Linked DNA regions of Homo sapiens: region 1 is linked to region 2. Evidence: read pairs that join two places in POLR2A ChIA-PET (ENCODE). Cell type or tissue: GM12878. All regions are shown on one strand. Each heading gives the region's core, and the rest is flanking DNA. Links, peaks and the distances in the headings are about the cores only.

What was found. Peaks named below come from ENCODE experiments on the same cell type or tissue, not always from the same donor. Only the 100,000 strongest peaks of a DNase experiment are listed, where the experiment ranks them.
Region 1: POLR2A ChIA-PET joins it to region 2 with 6 read pairs; 2 of 35 experiments call an interaction of 5 or more read pairs at or near these places.

The regions. Positions count from the first base shown.
Region 1 is chr12:95,079,195-95,086,847 of GRCh38, reverse strand. FGD6 (FYVE, RhoGEF and PH domain containing 6) reads left to right here. Exons shown (of 21, transcript NM_018351.4): 19 at 940-1,068; 20 at 2,202-2,350; 21 at 5,292-7,653. The coding sequence ends at 5,328. Among named protein-coding and RNA genes, the nearest start is that of NR2C1, 9.4 kb to the right of the region's middle. In GM12878, for the core only: no CTCF peak of the experiment used is centred there; no DNase peak of the experiment used is centred there.
Region 2 is chr12:94,766,218-94,773,870 of GRCh38, reverse strand. No RefSeq gene overlaps it. Among named protein-coding and RNA genes, the nearest start is that of MIR492, 64 kb to the left of the region's middle. RefSeq lists an enhancer at 2,791-3,350. In GM12878, for the core only: no CTCF peak of the experiment used is centred there; DNase peaks (open chromatin) are centred at 3,869, 4,260, 4,690 and 5,260; H3K4me3 peaks cover 2,228 bases; H3K27ac peaks cover 3,480 bases.

The DNA.
Region 1 (7,653 bases), core at 1,099-6,098, 310 kb before region 2:
AAAGGCCGGTGTGGTGGCTCACGCCTGTAATCCCAGCACTTTGGGAGGCCAAGGCGGGTGGATCACAAGGTCGGGAGATGGAGACCATCCTGGCTAACATGATGAAACCCCATCTCTACTAAAAATATACAAAAAAAAAAAATAGCCGGACGTGGTGGCAGGCGCCTGTAGTCCCAGCTACTCGGGAGGCTGAGGCAGGAGAATGGCGTGAACCTGGGAGGTGGAGCTTGCAGTGAGCTGAGATCGGGCCACTGCACTCCAGCCTGGGTGACAGAGCAAGACTCAGTCTCAAAAAAAAAAAAAAAAAAAAAGAAAAAAAAAATCAATCAGTAAAAGCTTACTGTCTTTTTGCATAGAGATGAAAACATTTTCAACTTTTTATGAAGTAAAAATTAGCCTCTTTTCTTTCTTACTATAATTTGGGAAGCAAAGATTGATTCTTAAAATGAGCTTCCTTAATAGTAGAATTTTCTGTTTATTATTCTGTTTGTATGGTTTTTAGAAGTCCAAAAAGTTTTTTAGGAACAGAATTAAAGGTTCAAATAATTTTCCCTGATGCCCCAAAATAAGAGCAATAAAAAACAAATCCCCAAGTCCCCAAATCCAGCTTTTAGAAAAGCATTTTAGTCTTCTGGAACTATTTTTCTTCACCTGCCAACCCAGAAAACACAGATGAACCCACCAAGAAACATACGCAAACACGTGCAGGCACAGTTAAACCAAGTAAAATTCTATAATTGCCTCTAACATGGTTGTCTTCTTTTTTGTGCTCATGTTAATAGCAGAGTTCAATTTGTATAGTAGCACTTTGAAAATATATTTCATTCTGAAACATTCTATCATTACAGTTATTGCTTTCAGCACCTATTGGTTGCAAATAATTTTGCTGTTATAATTTGTCTGAAAACCATTAAACTTTGTATGGGGTTTCTTATCTAGGTATCAGCAAACACAGAGGATTCTTCTATGAGTGGCTACTTGTACAGATCAAAGGGCAATAAAAAACCCTGGAAACACTTTTGGTTTGTCATAAAAAATAAAGTACTATATACATATGCTGCAAGTGAGGTAAGATCTGAAATCTAAAGATGAGTAATTTGGGGTTTTGTAATGCCAACTGCAAGTAATTACAATATTTTAAAAATCCATTTATTTTACATAAGATTTTTTGCTTTGCTTTTGGATGGGGGAGGTGTTGTTGCTGTTATTTTTAATGTGAACAGTGTTCTTGCTTTGTACCTGGAGAGCTCTTTCTCAAATGTGTTAGGAATTTTCCATATTATTAAAATGCAATTTTTGTGTGTGTCGTGTGACTACTAATTACTTTACTAAAGGCAGAGCTGCCCCCAGGTGCACTGGCTCACACCTGTAATCCCAGCACTTTGGGAGGCTGAGTGGGGGTGGATCACCTGAGGTCAGGAGTTCGAGACTAGCCTGGCCAACATGGCGAAACCCCGTCTCTACTAAGAATACAAATATTAGTGGAGTGCCTGTAATCCCAGACACTTGGGAGGGTGAAGCAGGAGAATTGCTTGAACCCGGGAGGCAGAGGTTGCAGTGAGCTGAGATCGTGCCACTGCACTCCAGCCTGGGCAACAGAGAGACTCTGTCTCAAAAAAAAAAAAAAAAAAAAAGGCAGAGCTGTGTTTCTTTCTGCCAAGCTCTCTTGAGTGATACTCCCTTTACTGTCATCGTTAGATTGCATTGATCTGACAGCAGCATAGATAAGATAGGCTTTTTTGGATTATAAACAATTCTAGCAGTTTACTCTAATTCTGTCCTTTTCTCCTACCTGATCACCCTGTGTTCCACCATCCTATGAAAACACTGCTGTAGGGTCCACACTTTTCCTTAGTGAGATCCAGGTGAATAGCTTACCTTTCTGAGCTGTTTTCTGCATCCATAAAATGAAAGTAATATAATCACGTGCCTTCCTTGGTTTAGTGAGGATGTTGTGAAATTCAGTAGATGTGAACATGCCAGAAATTGTGTGCCACAGTGCCTGGCATATAGGGTACCTAGGGAGGGAGTGGCTCAATGAATATTATTGAATAAATGAGAAGTGAGTAAGTTGTTAGAATTATCATTACCTTATATGTGAATAATTGAAATTAAATTAGAGCTATGTAGATCAAGAGTTTTCAAATCTGAATTTTGTCTCAATCTAAAAACTTTTCTCCATTTGTATGTTTTTAAATTAGGACGTGGCCGCTTTGGAGAGTCAGCCTTTATTAGGATTCACTGTTATTCAAGTTAAAGATGAGAATTCCGAGTCTAAAGTATTTCAGTTACTGCACAAAAACATGTTATTTTATGTATTCAAAGCAGAGGATGCTCATTCGGCTCAGAAGTAAGTAATCTGGCCATATTTTTCTTTTATTCATGAGATTTCAGTTTTTTAATGGTTGCTTGTAAAATGACCTACTTTAAGGCATGGGGACAACTCAAAATTTACATCAGAGATTTTAATTAGAAAGATTTAACGTATTATTTAAACTCTTCAGAATTGTTTTAAAGACAAGGCAGGGGTATCTGGAATATTTTCAGGAGGCAGAGGGGAAAAGAAAATAGGTAGTCCTATACAAAGTATTTTATCTACACGTGATCTCAGAGGAAGCAGCGTGATGCTGCTCTGCTGAAAGGAAGGAAAGCTAAGGCATTTGACCTCTCCTTCTATGAGGGTAAGAATCTTCCCTTGAAACATTCCAGGACTTTGGCAATCCAGCGATTCATTTGTGCCATGGAACAGCAGGAGTTTAAACAGCTGCTCGCTAACTTCTTTGGGGAAAAGGTCAAACACATTAAGAGACTCCCATGCTGTTCCAGTGACTGAGTAGAAGGAAATGGCTATCAGTTTAGATGGCAAAGGCTGAAACAGTCTCCTCAGAATTCCAGCAAGAATCTTTACTTAGATGTTATCAGTTTGCTTAACATAGAGATGCGTATCTACCTCTGTGAAATTAGGTCTCTTTTGAACAAAATAGTTCATCATCTCTCATTTGATTTTTACCTTGGCTTCACAAAAGAATACATTTTTGTTTTCAGGAAGAGGTGTTCATGTGTTCTCCACAAGCTTAAAAGTGCATGAAAATAAAAAAGAATGCTTTGAGTGAGCAAAGCTTTTAGTTTCTTAAGACAGTTAAGATTAATGTACCAGAATTGCACACATCCCTGAATACCAGCCAGGCACAATGTTACACACACTCTGTAAGACTCTTTTTTCAGTCTATTTTAGGATATCCAACAGTATATAGCTATTCTTCCAAATATTTTCCTTTGGCTACTGGAGAATATTTTTAAATTATGTCACTTAACCATCTTTTCTATAAAAATTATTTAGACAAAATAGTAATTGCCCTAATATTGTCAGATATTAGCTTTCTTACAATTTTCATCAAACTGAAAAAAAGTACTGCTTTTCAATATATGTCATCTTTTGCTTATATCATTGAGTTGACAAGATAGAAATGCCACCAAGACAGAATTACATGTAGTTAGGTAAAGGAAGTCAGTTTACTTATAATTTAGAATTGACCCAGGCTAAATTATAAATTTCTCTTTATTAATATCATATGGATTGCTTTTTGAAGTACATGACAGAATATTAAAATGTATTAATTTTAGTGGGAAAAAAGCCTTGCTATGGCAGTATAACATGCTATTTATGTTCAATATTAAATTTTTGAAAATTCCTTAAAATTTGAACTGAATCTGTTATAGGTTGCTTTTACAAAATAATTAAACTGAGTGATTTCAAGTGTTCATAGTTCTCTGGACTCTCTTCTGTGTGTGTGTGTGTGTGTGTGTATGTGTGTGTATATATATATATATATATTTTTTTTTTTTTTTTTTTTTTTTTTTTTAATGGAGACAGAGTCTAGCAATGTTGCCCAGGCTGGTCTGAAACTCCTGGGCTCAAGCAGTCCACCTATCTCAGCCTCTCAAAGTGCTGGAATTACAGGTGTGAGCCACCATGCCCAGCCTACATAAAATAATACCGTAAGAAATGATATTTCCATAAGAAAGAAGAAAAAGTTCAGAAGCAATTACATTAGTAGGGAGGAAAAAGACTACTCTCAAGTATCTTCTGAATAATTGCAGCTGTGTATATTGTCAGATAAAACTTTGAGACTAAAGAATTTTGGAAAGATGTCTGTGAAACTTTGAGAAGCTCTTTTTTTTTTTTTTTTTTTGAGACAGTCTCGCTCTGTTGCCCAGGCTGGAGTTCAGTGGCGCAGTCTCAGCTCACTGCAACCTCTGCCTCCTGGGTTCAAGCAATTCTCCTGCCTCAGCCTCCCAAGTAGCTGGGATTACAGGCGCACACCACCACGCCCAGCTAATTTTTGTATTTTAGTAGAGACAGGGTTTCACCATATTGGCCAGGCTGGTCTCGAACTTCTGACCTCAGGTGATCTGCCCAACTCAGCCTCCCAAAGTACTGGGATTACAGGCATGAGCCACGGCGCCCAGCCGAGAAGCTCTCATACAGCATGCAAACTTTTGATCAACACTAGATGCCAGATTCCTTTTAATTGCAAATCTTGAAACAGGTCTGGATTAGGGGATATACAAGGAAACTCTGATAGCTAGAGTTAAGGTAGGAGGAGACAGGGAACTAGTGTTCCTAAAAGCACTGAGTCCAAATTCCAGATAAAAAAGAAGTTGTAATAAAGCCTTCACTGAAATATCAACTTCCAAAATAAATTAATTGGTAGCATCAAGACTTCATAGAACCTTTATACATGAAATGGTCCCTTCCTTATGCCTATCAGAAATGAGAGGCACACTTTCCAGGCTAAATTTTGGACCAAATTACCAAATAAAGGGTAGTTCCATGTATGCAGAAGGCCAATTTGCTGCAAGAAAAGATCTTACTGGCCGGTCACGGTGGCTCACGCCTGTAATCCCAACACTTTGGGAGGCCGAGGCAGGCCGATCACATGAGGTCGGGAGTCCAAGACCAGCCTGACCAACATGGAAAAACCCCGTCTCTACTAAAAATACAAAATTAGCCAGGTGTGGTGGCACATGCCTGTAATTCGAGCTACTTGGGAGGAATCGCTTGAACCCAGGAAGCAGAGATTGTGGTGAGCCGAGATAGCACTATTGCACTCCAGCCTGAGCAACGAGAGCAAAACTCTGTCTCAAAAAAAAAAAAAAAATACATATATATATATATCTTACCTATGTTGTTATGGTAATGAGGACCACAGGCCCAGCTGTCATCTATATGGTGTTCACACGTCAGATGATTAGGTTTTACAAATCTAACCGATTTCTCTTATCAATAGGTGGATAGAAGCATTTCAGGAAGGCACAATATTGTAGCAGTATTGGTTTCATCTCTTCTGTGATTCCAAAGAGGTGGAATTTCATCAGAATGGAGTAAATGCAATTCAAAAATTGTATAAAAATGAACACTGCCAAGATAAAGCCAACCAGACCCTTCATCAAAGAAATTGTTTTGTTAGGTATAAGCAATTTTTAAAAGGTGTTTGTTTTTTCATTTATGTTATTTATTAAAATTTTGATGTTTACTTAATGGTCAGAATTATTTCTGAGACACACTGAATTCTAAAGTACCATTTCTTTAGAGACCAGAAAAACTATCTTAATACTGTATACTGTATTAACTATTCGTGACATAGTTCACACTGTTTTCTTACCTTACATTGTAACAATCTTACTGGTGGAAAGTCTTTGTAAGGAAAAAACACATAGCAAGGAGCAAATTTCCACAAAGTGCTTGGTTTAGGAATTGTGATTATTATAAAACTGCTGATGAAAAAAATGCATGTCTTTGAATCAATAAACTTGGGTGAATATTTGTATCTTTTAGTGGAAAAACATGGCCAGCTTCTACCTCAGTAACTGTGAACTGAAATTTCAGTAAATTATCTAAAGTATTTCTGTTGTTAGGTACCTCTTTGGCAGGAGTTAATATTACATCATCAAAGAATTATAGCAAAGAGATAGAATCTGAATTTTTTAAAACTGTGAGTAGGAATGAAGATGTTTTTATTTGCAGAATACCACAAATAACCAACTCTTCCGGCTTTTAAGTCCAATCTTTTAAAAAATCTACCACTTCGAAACAAACATAAATGTATCATTTTTTAAAATAGCAAAATATAGCAAGCATTATGTCACATAATATTCCCTGCTATTATAAGAGTTCTGAGCCCAAGTCAATGATGATATTTGTATCTATAAGTAATGTTACATTTCCAAAAATATTGTGCATTACAAATGGAACTGGAATTACTATATCAGAAAAGCATAATTATAAGCCAGTAATAACTGAAATTCTATAGTATTCATTTTCAAAAGGTCTTTTTCTGCCAGTTTGTGATATCCTCCCTCCTAATTAAAAAAAAAAACAACAAATCCTTTCTCTATAAGCAGCTATCAGCACACCTCCTTAGGAAAGATTTAGATTCATAATTCTGGTGCACTTACTGTTTAACATATGAACTACCTTGCACATACAATTGTTGATTAGCAGAAGAAAATGAAATAACACTGTGATAAAAGCCATCCCTGATGTTCACAATACACAATTTATTAACTAAGTTTAAACTATAAATTATCTTAACTGCCATGAGCGGTGGCTCACACCTACAATCTCAGCATTTTGGGAGGCCGAGGCCGTTGGACCACCTGAGGTCAGGAGATCGAGACCAGCCTGGCCAATATGGTGAAACCCCATCTCTATTAAAAATACAAGAATTAGCCGGTCGTGGTGGTACATGGCTGTAGTCCTAGCTATTCAGCAGGCTGAGGCAGGAGCATCGCTTGAACCCAGGAGGCAGAGGTTGCAGTGAGCCGAGATGGTGCCACTGCACTCCAGCCTGGGATGACAGAGCGAGACTCCATCTCAAAAAAAAAAAAAAAAAAAAAATTGAACAGCAAGGTTATCCATATAATATTTCTTTAAAGGGTACAAGAATTTTCCTTTCTGCCTCTAAATAAAGGATTTCCTAATTCAGTGTGATCCTTAACAGCAACCATGAGGATTACTGAGTGCCTTTCTGGGGCCTTTTGAATGCTGTTTGGTACAGCACCAGAGTCCCTACTAGATCTAGAGTTGGCTGCTATAGTTTTTTGTGGCGATTTTTTGCCATGGAGTCATTTGAACCTCATACACAATCCTAACATGCCATCCCCTTTCTGTCATAGCAGGTACACTAAAATTTCTTTGTAGCTCAATTTTATATAATCAAGATCACATAAATAAGGCTTCCATGTTAGAATCGTTGCAGTTTTTAGTGTATTCCTTTTTGGAGGCTAAAGTTGTACCTTATAAACTGTTTCTGCGTCTGGCATTTAGCAAGACAAGTTATTTGGGTTTTCTTTCCCTCCTCTTGAGCTCTCAGCCTTCTGACTACAAGGTTTGGCTTAAGCCTTATAATCTAAAAAATATCAGCCAGGCTATTCTATCTTCTAAGACCTGGCTGAATCATGAGCCAGTTCTAAATCTAAAGAGAGTGAGAGAGGGAAGAAATCTGGCACAAACTTACAGTCTCTTTAATTACATGTAAAATGCATGTGACTGTATTACCTATTGGCTTAGCCCCATGGAGGGTTTAGAAAAATGTGTAGTCTTTGTGGAAGCTATCCAATTATCCTTCTCCCAAAAAGATGTTTTAAATG
Region 2 (7,653 bases), core at 1,618-6,617:
TATTTTTCAAGTGACATTTGGGACAATGACTGTTATATGCTAGTTTTTAACTCTAATCCAGATTGTTCTTCTCTTGTTTAGGACCTTATGAGCTGGGTAAACTAAACTCTCAAAGCCTCAGTTTCTTCCTCTGTAAAATGGAGATAATAGATTCCCCCTCAATGAGTTTTTTTTTTTTTTTTTTTTGTAGTTGTTGTTGTTGTTGTTTTTGAGACAGGGTCTTGCTCTGTCACCCAGGCTGGAGTGCAGTGACGGAATCTCAGCTCACTGCACGCTCTGCCTCCCGGGTTCAAGTGATCCTCCCGCCTCAGCCTCCTGAGTAGCTGGGACTACTGGCGCGTACCACCGTGCCTGTCTAATTTTTGTGTTTTTAGTAGAGATATGGTTTCCCCATGTTGGCCAGGCTGGTCTCAAACTCCTGACCTCAGGTGATCTGCCTGCCTTGACCTCCCAAAATGCTGTAATCAATGAATTGTTATTAGTACTGCGTTCATAGTAGGCCACTCAATAAATGGATAACTGTTAGTATTATTAATATATTTTCAATTAGCATAAGTCTTGTTTCATCTCAGTTTTTCTGAATTCCTTCTTTTCTCACCTCCTTGAGAAGCCTGGTAAAGCACTTCTGTAACCCAGTGGGCACAGGCCTCTGTTAGCTGTTGTGATAGAGTGCTTGTGGATCTCCCTGGTTGACAGTAAGCTTCATGAGAATGGGGAGGAACATACTGTTTTTGTTTCCGTAGTGTCTAACACCAAATAAATGAATAAATGAATTATATAGCTCCTTCTGCTGTATTTGCACATAAGCTGTTATTGGCATTCAGTGTTACTAAAATGGTTAACTCTTATCTCCAGCCAAAGAAGATGTGCATTAAAAAACAAAAATGCATTGGAGAGTCTATTGTTCATTTTGTTCTCTGTCTTTCCAGCCCAGAAAATCTATGATTTTACTGTCAATTTGTGTAGGCAGACAATAGTTCTCACTTCCATATATATATATTTTTTTTTTACCATATAGGGCCCACTTTAGCATATAAGGGCCATTTCAGGGAAAATGTTGCTGTGAGAACGTCTTCACAATAGCTGGAATATAAGTTGATTATTCAAGACATTTTAATTTTAAAATTGTAATAAACATTTATTGAACACAAATTCTCAGATGGAGGGTATTAGACATTTTTCTCTAGAGTTGGAAGGCAGCATAGAACAGGCAAAGGGAATGAAGTTGTTTCTGACTTAAGACCAAATCCAGATCCCAGAATTTACAAGCTATATAGCTGCCCAGCTGTGGCCCCAGCTGTTTCTTCCCTGAGTGTCCATTTGCTCTACTCCATGTGGATGACAATGAAGAACATCAGAGAATACTCCTCACCCTGCCCTCTCCCTGCCCAGGCTTCCATGAATCTTTTCATCGTCTGTTCCCTCTCTTTGGTGTCTGTGTATTCACCAGATGTTTAATAGGTATTTACCATATGTCAAGCAATGCTGGGCACAGGGCTGTACCAACAAACAAGACCTGGTCCTATTCCCTGAGGGCTCCCTGAGGGCTGACAAGCTGGGATCTGCACATGGGGTGAGTGGGTAGCAGGCAGCTCTTTAACATGGCATTATGGGGTTAAATTTCTCCTAGCACAAATTCTGGGTCAGATTGAGCCCCTGGTGATTGTCTCTTTCCAGTTGGTAGGCTCGGATGCTGTGGAGTGGTCCAGTGTGGGGTTTACTCTCAGTTTTGCTTTGCTAAGGGAAATCTGGGACTTGTTATTCTGCGGTTACATCATTAATTAGTGATACTTGCAGCAGTAAACATCATGTCAGCTAAAATTAGTAATTCTGCCACCTCTTCTGCTGAAGCTAAATGGGAGGGAGAGCTGGATCTGGTGGGATGTGCGCCCAACATTCCCAAACCAAAGGCAAAAGGACGTTCAGCAAGGTTTAGCAGGGAAGAAGGACTGTGCTCAGGTGCGCATGTAAACTGGGCAGGAGAGCTCTTGAAACAGGAAAAAGACAACTTGTTCATGTTGCTCAATGTTTTTCCTGGTAATCCTTGACAAAATTCATGCAGTTCATCTATCCATACACAAGGAGTGCCTGCTATATATCGGGAGTAATACAGAAGTAAAAGAAAGGGCTCGCAAGAAATCTGTGATCTAATTAAAAAGATAGATTATAGTGTTATAGATTTTTAAAAAATATTAGCATCCATTGTTGGTAAAGGGAAAAGGAGATGAACATCTTTAAACACTGATGCTGGGAGTATTAATTGATGCAGTTGTTCTAGAGATCAATTTAGCAATACTTACAAATGCTCTAATTTGTATTTCAATTTGTCAAGCAAGTCCACTTATGGGAATCTATCTGGAGAAACTAATAATGGAAATGTGCATAAGCACGCAAGAATGTTTATTGTTATTTTTTATGGTAGCCAAGAAGAAAAGGAAACAAGTGAAATGTCCCGTAATGTGGTGTTATTGACAACCTTGTCTGGCCGTACAATGGAATGCAATGCAGCCTTGAAACAACGCATTTTAGAAGAGAGTTAAGTGACCTATGAAATATTAATGCCACATTGTTAAATGAAAAGAGTAGATCACAAATCAATAAGAATCCCATGACTCCAATTTTGCATAATATGTGCATAAAAACAATGTCAACAGTGGCTATTTCTAGGCTCTTTGAATCTTCAAATTTGTGTTTGTTGTGGATTCCCAAATTTTCTACAGTGAACACATACTGCCTTTGTAGTTATAAAAAGCCGTTGACAATAGAAAGTAATAAAAGTGCAGTTTGGCTAAAGGCCTCGGCCAAGTGCCTGAGAGCCCAAGAGTGGAGCTCAGCAGAAACAAGGCTGTTCTTTTTCTCATGTGTGCGTGTGTGCATTATTTCATTCAACAAATACCTGTTGTGTTTGCAGGCATATGTTAATCCACGCATCACACAACCATGGAGCACTTACCATTGCCAGAGGCTGTGCTGAGGGCTGTAGGTACAGAAGCCTCAGCTCCACAGATGAGGAGCCGATTGTCATGGAGCGTCTCTTCTGTTGGAAAGAAACACAAGCAGATAAACAAACAAGAGAATTGTAGATAGTACCAAATGTTTTGAGGAACATAGCCAGGGTATTTTAATAGAGAGTGACTGGGCAGTCAGGGGTGATCTCTGAGGAGTTCACAGCTATGGAAAGACCAGGAAGAAAAATAAACATGAAAATGCCCTGAAGTAGGCACCTGCTTGGCTTTTGAAGGAGAAAGAAAATAAGTCAAGTGTGTCTAGAGCCTGGGGGAGTGAGGCTCCCACCTACATCTCTAACCTGATCATGTGTCTTGCTCCCCCAGGCTACCTACAGCCCCCATATAGTGTTATTGTCAGGATTAACTGAGATAATACACAGTGCCTGACAAATTAAACCAGCCTTAAACATTTTTGTGAGGTAATCAGGAAAAGTGGAGCACAAACGGGTTATTTGGCTGTATCAAGGATTTATTATCAATTTTTTAGGCATTATGACATTTGAATGTTTATGTTAAACAAAGGTCCTTATCTTTTAGAGGTACATGTTAAACTACTCATGAATAAAATGTTATAATGTTCAGGATTGACTTCAAAATTACCCATGGGGAGGGAGGCAGTGGCTGGGGGGATGACCCTAAGTTAATGATTAATAAAGCTGTACTCTGGTTACATGGAATCCATTTTAACATTCTCTCTTTTGTATGTTAGAAATTTTTATGATAAGAAGTTTCAAGTTCACACATCAATAAAAGTTTGGTGGAAGATGAGCCCACAGTAAATATCTCTTAAGTCTTCTTACTTCTGGAGATGCAAACCCACAAGCAAACTCTCCCTTTTCTGTGACATTCACTATTCCGCCTTTCTCGGATGTTAAGCTTCCTTGCAGAGGCTATTTTGAGGTGTGTGTCAATGCATGGGGCCATCTGTCATGAAGGAGTGGCCGAACGTTTTGCTGTCACAGCAGCAGAGGATGTTTTACTTAATGACTTTTAAATTATGCTTTGCATTTTCTAAGATAGTGTCTTCTGTGGGGAATAAGCTCACTGGATAGCACAGTTTGCTTTTAAATTGGGTCCAAGCCTTTTCAAAACATTAGATTAGAGTCTCACCTAAACTGTCTTTCAGGAAAGGCAAAGGATATGTATAGGGGAAGAAAGGCAGTAGGCCGAGAAACATGAATGGCCTCAGTTTTCTTTCAGCCTTCTCCTTAACAAGCTACATGGCTTTGGACATGTCATTTAGCTTCTCTGAGCTTCAGTTTCCACATGTAAGGAATAAGAGAATTGGACTAATTTCTCTGGTCCCTTCCAATTCTAAAAATCTCCTTCTTACTGATAACTTTCTCACTAAATATATTCATGTTCACTGGAGAAAATCAGGAACATGTGGAAAAGGCAAAGACAGAAATAAAAATCACCTTCGCTCTACCACCCAGAAGATAACTATTTTCAGTGCCTGTATATGTTATTCTTCTTAAGAATCAAATTCATGCAACATATTTTGTTGAACAACTAATCGGTACGTTGCATCAACCATTGAAGGAACGTAAAGATAAGCAGATGTGGTCTCTTCCCTCAGGAGTTGGTAATTTTATGGCCAGCACAGTTTCCTGCTGCTTTACATAAGGGGCACTCCCCATGAGAGAGAACCTTGCGTCCGGCACTACACTCTGCTGAGTTTTAATGCTGTTTGCATTGTTATTACACCCGTATTTGAAAACTTTTTTTGAATATTATTTCTTCCGATTATGTGCAGAGGTAGAGCTCTTATGGGCAGGCTAATGCGTAAAGGGTAGAATTTTCCAAGAAAAGCAACAGATGCTCTTAAACCAGACTTTCTTTATTATATTCATTTTCTTTGGCTGCCTGCCTCTAACATATCAGCACTGATGCGGAGAAGCAACTTGTCTGCTTTGAATTTCACCTGCTGCCCTTGGGCCACACACAGCCTCCTCTGATGAAGCCTAATGGGCAATGCTGCAGTCAGGGAGCTGGAAGGCCGGCAGAGGAGGAGAAGGCTTTAGGTGCAACGGGGGGAATCCGGAAGCTAGCCCTCCTTCCCTGGGACAATTCACTTTGCAACAGGAGGCAGCAAGAAAACCTAGAAATCTGGCGAAAGTGGTGAAAGAGCACTGAAGGGAGGGAGGAGAGAGGAAAGGGTGGGGATGTGGAGAGACCAACTTATTTGGTTGAAATGTGCATATATTTGGCTGAAATGTGCATTCAGCGTGTCAGGGCTGCTGTATTATTCATGAAGCTCTCATGTGTCTTTTTCCACACCAGTTTCAAAGAGGAGATGTGTGATCCGAGCCTGGCAGAGTGCCCTGCTTACACAGCACCACCCCAGTACCCTGCCCTCACTTCAGGGGAATCTGGGTCTGTAGCCACAGCAGTCAAGAGTGGGGATTTTGCATTATTCTCACCTTCCCTGAATGTAGCATTCCTGTACCCACAAATGGAACATCAGTTCAAATAGTAAATATTGTATTTAAATTTTCTATCACAAACTTTGGGCATGTCTTTGAGTTTAGCATAGATGAATGTTCGCCATCATTCCATTATTTGAAAAAGTTCCTTAGCGCCCCCTCCCTCCCCTCTACGAATGGAATTTGCCTTCCAAGGTGCAGGAAAGAGACATGAAAGAAGAAATAAATATTTTTGATGGCATGCATTTGAGAATTTCCTAGTTCTCAAGGAATTCAGGCCTGACCATAACTTATTGGGTGTTTTCCAGAAAGGCAGTTAGAAACAAAGAATATGCAGAGAAGGAAATTCAAGTCCCATAACACAAATGGACATTGGAAAATCTGCCTTCCTCTTTTTTTTGTTTTTGTTTGTTTGTTTGAGAGGAGTTTCGCTCTTGTTGCCCGGGCTGGAGTGCAATAGCACAATCTCAGCTGGCTGCAACCTCTCTCCCGGGTTCAAGCAATTCTCCTGCCCCAGCCTCCCAAGTGGCTGGGATTATAGGTGCCCACCACCACGCCCAGCTAATTTTATATTTTTAGTAGAGATGGGGTTTCACCATGTTGGCCAGACTAGTCATGAACTCCTGACCTCAGGTGATCCACCCGCCTCGGCCTCCCAAAGTGCTAGGATTACAGGTGGGAGCCACTGCTCCCAGCCACCCTTCCTTTTAAGAGGGACACAGACAACAGGGAGCATGGGAACTTTGACGGTGTTCATCCTGGAAGGGAAAGTTCTGGAATAACACTTGGCCATCTCCAGATACTTGGAGGCTGTCACATGGAGGAGGAATTAAACTTCCTCTGCACATGATGCAAAAGTGTTGAACTGATTTATTAGTGTGTGAAAACAACAGACAGATTTTTCTTTAGGAAACATTTATAGGGTGATATACAAAGATGGAAGATCTTTCCACAGAGAACTAGAAAGTTTCTGGTCCCTTTAGGCAAAGGTTAGGAGACTGCTTCCCCCCCGCCACCCCTGTCCCACCCCCTGCCCACTGATTCCACCCTCCTCTTGCTTGCTGCCCTCTCAGCACATATCTTTCTTCCAGTTCCCCAAAGGAACCAAACCTTTTCTACATCATTACCTCTGTGTGGAGGTTACCCACCCTTTCAACATGCTAAAGTTTGTTTACCTTTAGGCTTCAGTTTAATTGTTACATCCTCCTATCTATATGTCTTTACTGGCCCCTTACCTAAAGACGGTCTTACTGTGAAACCATGCCATAACGTCTCGTATTTTTCCTTTACAACACTTACCAAATTGGGCTGGGCATGGTGGCTCACACCTATAATCCCAGCATTTTGGGAGGCTGATGCAGGCAGATTGCTTGAGGTCAGGTGTTCGAGACCAGCCTGGCCAACATGGTGAAACCCCATCTCTACTAGAAATACAAAGAATTAGCTGGGCGTGGTGGCACACAACCATAGTACCAGCTACTCAGGAGGCTGAGGCAGGAGAATCACTTGGACCTGGGAAGCGGAGGTTGCAGTGAGCCAAGATTGTGTCACTGCACTCCAGCCTGGGCAACAGAGCAAGATTCCATCTCAAAACAAACAAAACCACTTACCAAATTGATGCATATAGACACACACATATATATAATATGTATATCAGATATATGCACACAGTATGCTTACATGTATGTAAAACAACACAAATATACACAAATATAATTTGTGTAACCATTTGTTTAATGTATGTTTCACCACTGGAAGGTTTGCAAGAAATACCATGCCTGTTTTATTCATTCCTTCTTCTGTTGTGTACAGTGCTCGGAGTGTAGTAGATGCTCAATAAATGTGTCAAATGGCTGGATGAATTAGCAATATTCATGCACCAAAGTATCATGATTCTTGTTACTCTAAGAGTGGGATATGAACCACTGGAGATGACTTTAGATGTGACCTGAGTCTAGCACTGGATAATATTGTATCACCTTGAGTGAAAGTACTTTTATTTTCAATTTACTTTCAATCCCTCTGATGTTATTAAAGAGAAAAGCATGGTTTGATGATGGTCTTTAATCACTGCTGACCACTTGCCAGCCTCCCTGGTCTACACAGTGAGATCAGGCCTCAGCCAGCAACACTGTCTAACTGGACTTCAATAACATGTTTTGTTTCTATTGCATTATTCATAGGTTACCTTTTATTTGTGACACATGATATTGATTTTT